Regions from separate parts of the Homo sapiens genome. Here regions 1, 2 and 4 are each linked to region 3. A link is a contact called in ENCODE Hi-C or POLR2A ChIA-PET data. All regions are on one chromosome and are shown on one strand. The core of a region is the stretch at or near the end of the contact, and the rest is flanking DNA. Distances in the headings are between cores, read along the strand shown.

Region 1 (2,700 bases), core at 150-2,649, 920 kb after region 3:
TTTAGAATGTGACAATAAGATTAAAAAATATATTTTAAAGATAGGTATTCATCTTTTGTCAGAAAAGGACTCCTAATACTAAAAGTGATCAATATCAGTGGACTTGAGTGAAAAAAAATTCACCCAATTTAGTTTTTTAGTGCTGGCCTAAGAATCTACCGGCACTGCTAATTAATTGTGAGTAATTGATTGGCTTCCTTTTTAAAAAAGACTAACCAGACCATATGGGGGGTTAGTAGTTATATATAAAATGACAGCAAAACATGACACTTGGCAAATTCTTCCCCTTTGCTGAGCTGTCTTCTCAAATTCCTTTTCCTATTTATTAAGATTGCATTGCTCACCAGCTCCGGATCGTTTCTGTAGTGCGTTCTTTCTTTTGATTTAGGAAATAGATATTTTAAATGCTTTTCTTGATGTGTTTTAAAGTTTTTTCATTTTGGATATGCCGAAGGCCAGTAAAAAAACAAATATTTGGCTATTTTGTTGGTAGCGACTTGCATAGATCCATTTCACATTTGCATTAGTTTGCATTTTGGGGTAGAAAAATTGTGGATATGTTTGTTATGTCTGTGGTTCCTCGAGGCTTACTTAAAATGGGGAAATATCACAGGCCTTAGGAATCAGGATTTTTTTTGTCCTTTTTTTCAGTAAGAAAAAAAAAACAGTTGGGAAACGATTTAAATGAGTTGTGCGTAGGGAGGAGGGGAAAGGGTAGCGGTTTTTTGTTTTTTTTTGTCCCCGGTTTCCTCCAAATGGATTTCTATCAAAACCAAGTAGATTCTTGGAACCTAGTCTAAGTTTAGAAATCTCAAGTTAGAATAGCGCAAGCCCAGTCCTTTCAGAAAAAAAAAAATCAGAACAATTAAATAGCTTTCTGAAGATACTCATTTAAAAACTTTATCTTCTCGACCTTCCTCACGCTTGAAGAAAATCTGAGGTGTTTTTCGCGCACAGCTGCCTTCTAACCCGCGAGCAACGGCGTTAAGGTTTTGTTTGTAATTCGGGGTGACCCAGGAGTTCGGGCCGCGGGCCCCTCCCCTCGCCCGGGCACACCTTGCAGAGGAGGGGGCGGCGGGGACGGGACCCGGGTCTGCGCCTGCGCACACCCTCGCGGCCCCCCCCGCCCCCCCCGCCGGGTACCTGTCACGGCTACCGCCGCGGCGCTCGCCCGCCACGTTAAATCGGATGGCGGGAGTAGGGGTATGGGGCGGGGGGCGCGGGGAGGGTGGCACGGCGCGTGCGTGCGCGGGAGTCGCCGAGCGATAACTGGGAGTGCGCGCGCTCGCCGCTCGCTCGCGTCCCGGAGGCGGAGTCTGTGGCGGGGGGCGGAGCGGGGGCGGGCCTATGCTAGTCACGTGGGCGCGGGGGCGGGGTGGGGCGGGGCGGGGCGTCTCCGAGCGGCGGGCCGAGGGAGGGCGCAGCAGCTGCTCCCTGAACACTTTCTGACCCAACAGTCCCCCAGCGCCGGACGCGCCGCGCCCTGGCGGCTCTAGGGACCCCCCCCGCGCCTGCACTTAGCCCCGCGCCCGAGGTGAGCCCGGCCCCTAAATCCTCCGGGCGGGGGTGGGGGTGCGGGACGCTCCTTTTTTGTTGGGGGTCTTGGAGGCGCGAAGGCACTAGGCGCCTCGGCAGATGGCTGCACCCCTCGCTTGCGGCTCCCCGTGTCTTTTGGGGGGCCGGGTGCGGGCGCGGAATCCGGGAGGTGTCCGCACAAAAGGCCGAGAAAACTGCGCGAGGCCTCCCTCCCTCCGCCCTCCCCGCCCCCTCCCCTCCGCGCCCGCTCCTCCTCTTTCAAACCCGGCCGGCCCGAGTGGAGTCAGCTCAGTCCCGGCAGCCGCCGCGCGAGGAAATGGCCGAGGGGCCGGAGCCACAGGTAAAGGGGGGCGCCCCCCGCCCGCGCCAGCCGGGGCGCCCGCCTGGTCCTGCGGAGGCTCCCGCGCCGCCCCCGAGGCGCCCGGCTCTCGTTGTCTTGTCCCCCCCCAGGATGACCTCAGTTCCCCGTCTCAGCTTTCTAGCTGCTCTTTCTAGGGCGCCCCCTCCCCAGCCGGCTCCTGCGCTTCCGCTGGCGGGAAGGTGCGGGCGATCCCGGGCTGCATCCGCTCTTGGCCGTCACACTCACGCCGCACGATTCAGAAGGGCTTGGGGTGCGGGGTTCCCTGAATCTCCGCCGGGAGCGGGGGTCCGGGGGTCTGCGGGGGTGGGCGGTGGGGGGCTGTTCCGAAAAGTTGGGTCGCCCCGCGGGGCGGGTCTCCCAATTTGCCCAGTCGGCCCTTGGGGCGCGGGCGGAGGGGGGACGTTGGCGTAGGGTCCCCCGCGATACCCCGGGAAGGGCCGGGGGAAGTTGGAAATGGCCAAAACAATGCGTCGGGACAGGCTTCCCCCGTAAACAATGGCCGGGACGGTCCACACGGGCCAGGCGGAGGGCGCGTCTAAGGGACCGCGGGAGGGGCTGGGCCTCTCCGCGGACCCCGAGGTGCGCCGGGTGACTCCCTCGGGTGCCCAAAAATCTGTCCCCGGGAGTCCTGGGGCGCCTGCTTATCCCTGAGCAGGGATGCACGGGGCTGCGTTTCCTGGATGTGTGCGATAAGGTGGCTTTTTTTTCCCTCCTCTAATTTTAAAGATTTTTCTTAAGTCTTAATGTTCTATAAACACTTAAAGAATATCTTTACAACTCAATTGTAGTGGAACACCCAAAGG
Region 2 (2,786 bases), core at 287-2,786, 580 kb before region 3:
GAGAATAAGATTTCAGTTTACCACATGGGAGACACTCCAAGTTCAATCTAAAAAAGCAGTTTTATTCAATAATATAGGGCCACCTCTCTTTTACAAAAAAACAAAAAAGGGTATGAGTCAGATTTTTTTCGTATTTGAAAATTAAATATACTTAGGTGGTCCTCTATTTACACAGTGTTCCTTATTTAATAGCAGATGGTTTTGTAAAGAGAATCACTATAAAATTATTCTATAAAGTTTTACATAAAATACTGGATTGTTAAAGGAGAGTAACTTCTGCTAAATACTCTTTCCGAAACCAAAAATAAGAAACAAAAAGGAGCCACTAAAGAACTAAACCGTTTATGACAAACATTGCTGCATAGAACAAAAGATTCTGCGACCTGAAGTTTCCCATCCTCAGATAACATAACGAGAACACACGAAATTTTTCCCATTGGATGTTTAGATCTAAAACACTTCCCACTCCTAGTTTATCTAGGGATGTGTATGTTCAATAGTGTGCAAATTATGCTGCATACACTTTATTAAGAAGGCCTAATTCCAGGTAGATAAATACGGTAAATTTTTTTTGACAGTATACCTGTCAGGGCAATACAGTACATTTTAAATTAGTGAAACCTTTGGTTGGTATGTTCAATCCTCACGTTCAGGAAGAGTTGGGACAAAGAACACAAAGCAGCTATCTTCAGACTGGACGCCTAAACCAGAGACAGTCATAGGGATGGAGCCTAACGGCTAGTACGAAGAGAGACAATACCCTTCCAAAATACACTTCAACATAAAGTTTTCTTTTCGTAAAGGAATGAAAACTGGTGTCCTTTGTACAGGTAACAAAAATGCGAACAGAACTAGAAATTCAAGCAAAGAGAGAAATCCTGACCTCAGAGTGCTAGTGTTCATTCATCACTGCTCAGCCCTCTACCACCCCCTCCAATCCCTTCCAATTTGGATTAAATTCTGACCATGGTGAAGTGGAATTTTACCTCCATGATCCCAAGGTCGAAAATCTTTCCCTGAGATGCTTCTGAAGCCAGTTTGTGGAGATTTTTGTGTTATGGACTGGGTAAGGAACAAGTGTTCTCCCAGTTCATTTGATAGAAGTCAAATCCCATCACCACAAACATTGTCACAGCAAAAGGTTTAGAGACCTTAGCTGATGGGACTTAAAAGCAATATTTAGAGAACTAGTGAGATTCATTTTAATTAACTCATACAGAACATTCTGCAAATTATAAAACTGTTCAAAGTTTCTAGAGTATATGTACAGATGTTGTATAATGACATACCTTTTGGAAGAGAAGGGGTTGAGTTTATGTCTTGGCTTTGACACCGAGTTATTAGAATCCTTTCTGGCAAGAAGGGAGACAAATTCAAGCATCAGAGTTACTGCATTTCAGAGTATGGATCCACTTTGTGCTGTCTTCCATGTACCACTCTGAAAGAGGGTGCAAGTTTACAGATCCATTAACTGTGCCTCCTCCTCCCCACCTCTTACTCCCTCCTCCAAACTAACCCTAGTCAGCCCTGCAGTCTGTAGGCAAACCACACAGGAACTAGCACATATGGGGCTTCGGAGAGTTGGGCGTGAGCCTTAGATTATGTGGTTTTGTTTTCTTGCTGCCAGAGTTGAACTAAAATGCAGGAGGTTCACTGAAACACTTTTGCTTCTTTATGCTTGGTTTCAGTTTTAACAATATCCCCCCTGAACACTTGTGTTCACATAAGAAAATTTATAGTTCTTGATATGGTCCATCAGCAAGCTGATCTTAAGGAAAACTCTTATTCTCTTAGTATAATCATGCATCCAGAGGAACATTAGGGCTTCTTGGGGGAACTTATTTAAGAGCACCCTCGATCACTCACAATGTTAAAATCCCAGGAAAGATGCTTTGTTCATACACTCAGCCTCTAATATTACTCTTGACAAAAAAAGAAGAAACATTCTGAGCTGGGATGCATTCTCACCCCAGGTTTGCCACAGTCCAGCATGAGGTGGAACCAGTTCCTTCAATTTCTGGGACTTCAATTTCTGTTGAGTCTTAGACTGAAGGCTTTCTGGGATTTAAGACTTTCCATTGACCTTGAGTTTTGTTACCTTCAACTTCCTTAGTTCTTACCTTTAAATGTACCACTCACCCTTCCCCCTATATCAACTGCAACTTGTGAAGGCCTCTTCCTTTCTCTTTGCTCTTGCTAGAAAATGGATTGCCAACGTTGCATCTTTTACAGAAAATTAGAGACATTGCTACTTGCTAAGTGGCACCATTCAGAGTTTGGGGACTGGATCCAAGATGAGGAGGGAAATGTTGGCTCACTGGGATGTTCCTAGCATTAATCCCTGGAATACCAAGAGGAGAGTGTCAAGGAGAGATTCAATTTGGGGTTCTAAAATTTAAACTTTTTCTGCAATGTGAAACGGCATCCTTTTCCATCTCTTTGCTTCTTTATATCTAAACCTTGCTTAAAATTTACTTTCTTAAAACCTTTTCCTTGGTTATAATTGCCCAACATTTTTATTGAAATAGAAAAGAAGAATCAGCAAAGTGTCAAGGTGACAGAAAATGCTCAGTAAATATTTGTCGAATGAGTTAAAGGAAGTAATTTTCTATCCATAACTCCTTTTTTTTTTTGAGACGGAGTTTCACTCTTCTTGCCCAGGCTGGAGTGCAATGGCATGATCTTGGCTCACTGCAACCTCCGTCTCCCGAGTACAAGTGATTCTCTTGCTTCAGCCTCCCAAGTAGCTGGGATTACAGGTACCTGCCACCATGCCTGGCTAATTT
Region 3 (2,823 bases), core at 36-2,535:
CCCAAAGTGTTGGGATTACAGGCGTGAGCCACCGCGCCTGGCCGAGAGAATGCTTTTCAAACGACGGTGGGAGCAAAGGCCAGGCCCAGAATTAAAGAAGATGACAGGGTGGGACAGAGGAAGCAGGTGATATGAGAGCGTGTGCTCTGGCGCAGCCATGAGGCTGAAGTAGACGGTTAGGGGAGCGTCTTTGGTGGCCGCTGAAGTTGATGCTTAATTCCGAGGAAACAACGAGGCGGCCATGGAAAGTAACGAGATACTTGATTCTTAGAAAGATTTGTAGGGGGCCAGGCGCGGTGGCTCACACCTGTAATCCCAGCACTTTGGGAGGCCGAGGCGGGCGGATCACGAGATCAGGAGTTCAAGACCAGCCTGGCCAACATGGTGAAACACCGTCTCCACTAAAAATACAAAAAAAAAAAAAAAAAAAATTAGCCAGGCATGGTGGCGCATTCCTGTAATCCCAGCTACTCGGGAGGCTGAGGCAGGAGAACTGCTTGAACTGGGAACCGGTAGGCGGAGCTTGCAGTGAGCTGAGATCGCGCCACTGCGACAGAGCGAGACTCCGTCTCAAAAAAGAGATTTGTAAGGGACCAGCCTGGAAGCAGGGAATCGGTCAGGATCCGAGTCACCCTGGAGCCTAGGCAGAGATCAGCGAAAGCCCTCGCTGATGCATAGGTCTGGAAGGCGTGGGGCTCCGGGAGGCTGAGCAGCTGGACTCGGCATGACCAGAGGTCGTGAGGCCGTTCCGCAGGCTTGGGACGCTCCTGACCCTCAGAATCAAGCGCGGGCCACTGCATTAGCATGGGAGAAATGGCAGAGATAGGGCTTGAGGGAGGGATGCCCGAGATTAAAGGTATTAAAGGTAAATTGGTGTCGCCGCAAAACCAGCGTGGGAGCCAGGAAACGAGAGTTTCAGTCTTTCTTCGCTAATTCCAGAGATAGCTGCATATCACAGGAGGAGAAGCGACGCAGCCATTTTTCTTCGTTATTATCAAATTTGGCTGCTGCCGGACGCCGTAGATTTGTGGCTCACCCACCCTTAGCCCACCTCTCCGCGGCTTTTCACTAAGTTTGAACCCGACCCCTCGCCGTAGAGTGTGTAATTTCTGTCTCCGAAGCTGACGTCAACTTCTGAACGAAAGCTAGGAGCGGAAGAGCGTGCGTGGAAATGGCGCTCGGTACGTGCCCCCGACCTGTCGTCTGCCGCGGGGGCGCGCTCGCACGCCGGAAGGGGCGGGGCCAGATTTGGCTTTATATAGCGGACCCGTAAGGCCGACCGGCCTCTACCGGCGGGATTTGATGGCGTGATGGTATGTGTTGTAATGGCGGCCGTTTCATTGTCACCGGCGTCGGCACGGCTGAATCCGCGACGCATCGCCGCCATCCCGTCTTGGCCGGCGCCGGGGGTTTGCTTTAGGGGCACGGGCGACCCAGCGGGGACTTCAGTCTGGCCTATTTTCTGGAAAGTCGAGAGGCTTGTGAAGAGCGCTTGGAGGACTGGCTTTGGGCCTGCAGGTCGGCCAGAGAGAGGCCGTAAGGGTGGGAGCAGGCTTGGAGGCCCGGCGTTTTTAAAGCCATGAGTCATTTCTAAGTTTCGACCTCACCAATTCTATCATTAGTTGGGATTAGGGCCCATAACCTGCTTGTCTGGGTAGAAGGACCTTGGGTGGAGGTTCTCGGCGCCGTTCTCATTGGGAGGTAAAGAAGCTTGGGGGAGGGGAGTGTTGTGGAGTCCTCCTGAATATCTGGGGCCGCTGGTGCACTCCGAAGGCCTCTGGAGCTCGCAGAAACCACAGATGATGAACTTATTGACGGGCGGACAGAAACTGTGTGCTGATTGTCACGTTCTGATTTGGCTCTGCGGAGTTCTTTGGCCTGTGTGTATCAGTGTAATTAGTGTCCGGGCACCGGAGGCAGCCTATAGCTTAACATTGCTAGCTGCTACCCAGCGTTTGTCCCGGGAGTCCCTTTCTTTAGCGGTCAAAACCTTGCTAATTGGCATATAAAGCTGCCTGTTAAGCAGTTTTTAGTGCCACTACTTAGTGTATTTTTGTGTGGTTAGATAAAAAAAATGGGTCGTTTTCTTACAGGTTGAGAGGATTTGAAATAAGATTCAGCTTAAATTTTGTCGAATACAAAAGCATTCTTGACACGTGCGAGCCTGGAAGAGATAATGACCTTTTTATTCGGCTTGCTGGGTGTCTGGTCAGGATTCTTCAGTATTGCTGAGATTTGGAACTTAAGCAGCTGGGAACTAGAGAAGGGGGCACTGCTTTGGTTTGGGTGCTGACGGTGATTTTTTTCCCACCTAGTCTCACAGAAAGTTCTCCGCTCCCAGACATGGGTCCCTCGGCTTCCTGCCTCGGAAGCGCAGCAGCAGGCATCGTGGGAAGGTGAAGAGCTTCCCTAAGGATGACCCGTCCAAGCCGGTCCACCTCACAGCCTTCCTGGGATACAAGGCTGGCATGACTCACATCGTGCGGGAAGTCGACAGGCCGGGATCCAGTATGTACAGACATCCTAAAAGTTGGGGGAATAGGAGTGGAGGGGGAGGGAAATTGTAGAGATGGAGTCAAGCTGTTAGCAGAGGGCAGACTTTTTTTTTTAAGCAGGAGTTACACGTTGTCAGAACTGCTGCGACAGCAGAATGGGAATGCTTAACTTGAAAACTAATATTCCAAGGCTACAGATGGTCAGCACTGTTTGCTTTAGGTGCGGTGTGGGGTATTGATTTCAGAGCATAGTAAATTTGCCAGGAACCTTAGCAAAGAGAAGTTAACACTAGTGTGGGGGGTTGGAGCTGCTGAGGCTGGCATAAGA
Region 4 (2,700 bases), core at 28-2,527, 640 kb after region 3:
CACCCCCAACCCACCATCCATGTAAAAACTGTGTTCCATGAAACCAGTCCCTGGTGCCAAAAAGGTTGGGGACCAATGTGTTAGTGAAATAACTTGCGTCTCCACCACTGGCAAAAAGCCCAAGGTCTGGGCTCACCTGCCGCTGCTGCAGTTGCTGCTGTTGCTCCATTTGCAACTTCTCCGTCTCAAAGACAACGGGAAGAACCAGGATCATAAAGGAAGTGGTCCCAATCCACAAGGCTGCCCTGGAAAACCTGCAGAGGAAAATCCCCAGAGGGTGAGCATGAAGACATGCAAACAAAACAGGCAAGAACTACCCAGTAACCAAACCTCTCACATTACATACTCCAATGTTTTTGATAAACGTATTCTACCCGCTCCTTACACCATACTCCTACCAGAGACAGGAGGAGCAGCTATGGTAGCTGTATCATCTAGTGATGGCGGTTTAACATTCTCCTGAGTTCTTACAAAGCTCCTTATTCATTAATTATCTCCAACAATCTGAAATAACCCCCACAACTCCCCTGCCAGGTAAGAATCCCCATTTTACAGAAGAGGAAACTAAGAAAGGATAGGGTACAAGCCCAAGGTCACCCAACACGGGTCTGCTGCTTCCAAACCCCGTGTTCTTTCACAGCACCACGACCATCCCATGCACGTACCCAGTGCCTTTGCCCTCGTTCCTTACCTGTACATTTTCTGAGCCACAAAGAGGGAAAGATCAAAAGTGGCTCCGGCCGCGGACCGGACCCTCTCCGGAAACATCTCCGTCAGGCCCCATAGTCTCTCCGACAGGGTCTCATCTAGCTGTGGTGGAGTAGACGCGGGTCTTAGCCGAAAAAGCGACATCCATTCCTGGCCCCGCTGCGGCACTGGGAGCCGCCGAGCCCCACTGGAGCTAGGGCACCCAGGGCCCAGCAGGGCCCCTAACCCCGCCTCCCAAAGCAGCCGCTTCGCTCCGATCCCGTACCACGCGGATCCCACACCCACGAGCGGGCCCGCTTCCCGCTCTGCACCCCGCGAGGCCCTAGTACCTCCTCATCGTCGTCCTCCTCCAGCTCCTCCTCAGGCTTCTCCGCGTCGCCTTTCGGGAGCAATTCGTCCGGGGACTGGGGTTCCCCTGCACCGGCAGCAGCGACGGCGGCAGCCATGACTGTAGGGGACACCGGAAGCGGAAAGGAGGTGAGCGCAGCCGAACGGCGGACAGAGCTGCTTTTCCGGGAGCCGAGGCGCGAGCCGGGCGAGAGCGGCGCCCTCTAGCCCCGGGTCCTCCAGTGCCCGCAGCGGGTCCGGCAGCCCTGGCCTTATCCGGGCGTCGGGGCTTCGGCGGGCATTAGCAGCAGCTGAGAGGCCTGTGAGAGGTTCTGGGGCGCCACCGCAGTCATTCTGTTCAGCGGGTATAGGGTGAGCTCAGAAACTTGCTTGTTTTTCTTTTTTTCAAATGCGTTGTTTTAATTCCAGGTAATAGAGTTCAGGGGAGAACAAAGATCAAAGGGCTGACTCTGGCAAGATTCTGGGGGCTTGTTTTACTTTAAGTTCACAGCTAAGGTAGGAGTGGCTGAGTGAAAACAACTCAAGAGATGATGAGCCACTGTATTTTTTTTTTTAACAAAAGTTTATTCTTAAATTTACAACAGGCTCCAAGACAACACTTTATTCGAGCATAGGTGGCCAAAGATGTGGCCGGGAATAGAGATGTTTAAAGACGAATGGAGTCAGGCCCACCATCACCGCAGGCCCAAGGGACAGTGGAACAGGTCGCTTTTTGTAAGATTTTAGCTTTTTGTTGTTGTTGTTGTTGTTGGTTTTGTTTTGAGACGGAGTCTCGCTCTGTCGCCCAGACTGGATGGAGTGCAGTGGTGTGATCCCGGCTCACTGCAAGCTCCGCCTCCCAGGTTCAAGCGATTCTCCTGCCTCAGCATGCACCACCAACCACGCCCCGCTAATTTTTTGTATTTTTAGTAGAGACGGGGTTTCACCATTTGGCTAGGCTGGTTTTGAACTCCTGACCTCAAGTGATCTGCCCGCCTCGGCCTCCCAAAGTGCTGGCATTACAGGCATCAGCCACCGCACCTGGCCTATATATAGTTATATATTATATATAATATATATTTTATGTGTGTGTATATATATACGTATATATGTATATATATGTATATATGTGTATATATGTATATATGTGTATATAGGTATGTGTATATATGTATATATATACATACGTATACATATATACGTATTATGTATATATACATACACACATATACACACACACACACACACACACATACATATATATATAAAGACAGGGTTTCACTGTGTTGCCTAGGCTGGTCTTGAACTCCGAGACTCAAGCAATCCGACTGCCTCAGCCTCCCCAAGTCCTAGGATTACAGGCCTATGCCACTGCGCCCCACCTTGCCGGATTTCTTAATTCGGCCTGTGACCAGGGCCAAAGATTTATCTTCCTTGTCCATCTCCTTGGCCTGCTTCTTGGGCTGTTTTAGAGAGACACTGATCCAGTTTCGTTTTCCTGAGCCATGTTTTACTTGGTAGGAATAAATTAGTGTCTTGCAGGTCTTTTGGGAAAACATCAGGTAAATCTTCCCTATGTACCAAACAAAGGTAAGAGTTAACACCTAAATACCAGGTGCTCTGGTGCCTGTGGGTGTGGGTGGGTGCGGTGTGTCCTCCTTTAAT

The links. Hi-C counts contacts between places; a loop is a spot of excess contacts on that map. ChIA-PET counts read pairs that join two places held with the same protein, here RNA polymerase II (POLR2A). Pooled maps may share reads with other maps.
Region 1: a loop to region 3 is called in a map of CD8-positive, alpha-beta T cell, with 5 times the contacts of the local background. The contact joins the promoter of TPTEP2-CSNK1E here to the promoter of RPL3 in region 3. A Hi-C loop is called at or near these places in 2 of 168 maps with a recorded cell type or tissue (CD8-positive, alpha-beta T cell and naive thymus-derived CD4-positive, alpha-beta T cell), 1 of 37 single-sample maps with no recorded cell type and 9 of 50 pooled maps.
Region 2: a pooled map shows a loop between it and region 3 (6-fold over the local background). The contact joins the promoter of GRAP2 here to the promoter of RPL3 in region 3. A Hi-C loop is called at or near these places in 6 of 50 pooled maps. POLR2A ChIA-PET finds 5 or more read pairs at or near these places in 2 of 52 experiments (B cell and activated CD4-positive, alpha-beta T cell).
Region 4: a pooled map shows a loop between it and region 3 (6-fold over the local background). The contact joins the promoter of TOMM22-DT here to the promoter of RPL3 in region 3. A Hi-C loop is called at or near these places in 6 of 50 pooled maps. POLR2A ChIA-PET finds 5 or more read pairs at or near these places in 8 of 52 experiments (HEK293T, MCF 10A, PC-3 and 5 more).

Annotation. Positions count from the first base shown.
Region 1 is chr22:38,397,614-38,400,313 of GRCh38, reverse strand. TPTEP2-CSNK1E (TPTEP2-CSNK1E readthrough) reads left to right here and starts at 1,399. Exons shown (of 15, transcript NM_001289912.2): 1 at 1,399-1,876. It also overlaps the pseudogene TPTEP2. RefSeq lists a silencer at 1,342-1,621 and an enhancer at 1,887-2,670.
Region 2 is chr22:39,899,834-39,902,619 of GRCh38, reverse strand. It overlaps GRAP2 (GRB2 related adaptor protein 2), which reads right to left and starts at 1,536. Exons shown (of 8, transcript NM_004810.4): 1 at 1,290-1,536.
Region 3 is chr22:39,318,085-39,320,907 of GRCh38, reverse strand. RPL3 (ribosomal protein L3) reads left to right here and starts at 1,285. Exons shown (of 10, transcript NM_000967.4): 1 at 1,285-1,313; 2 at 2,316-2,508. The coding sequence starts at 1,311. SNORD43 (small nucleolar RNA, C/D box 43) reads left to right here and starts at 1,795; the gene lies at 1,795-1,856. RefSeq lists enhancers at 1-516, 681-1,100, 517-1,406, 1,491-1,540, 1,407-2,296.
Region 4 is chr22:38,680,433-38,683,132 of GRCh38, reverse strand. TOMM22-DT (TOMM22 divergent transcript) reads left to right here and starts at 1,277. Exons shown (of 2, transcript XR_007068097.1): 1 at 1,277-1,407. TOMM22 (translocase of outer mitochondrial membrane 22) reads right to left here and starts at 1,176. Exons shown (of 4, transcript NM_020243.5): 1 at 1,038-1,176; 2 at 692-810; 3 at 137-254. The coding sequence starts at 1,154. RefSeq lists silencers at 833-882, 1,273-1,342 and enhancers at 1,073-1,142, 189-1,388.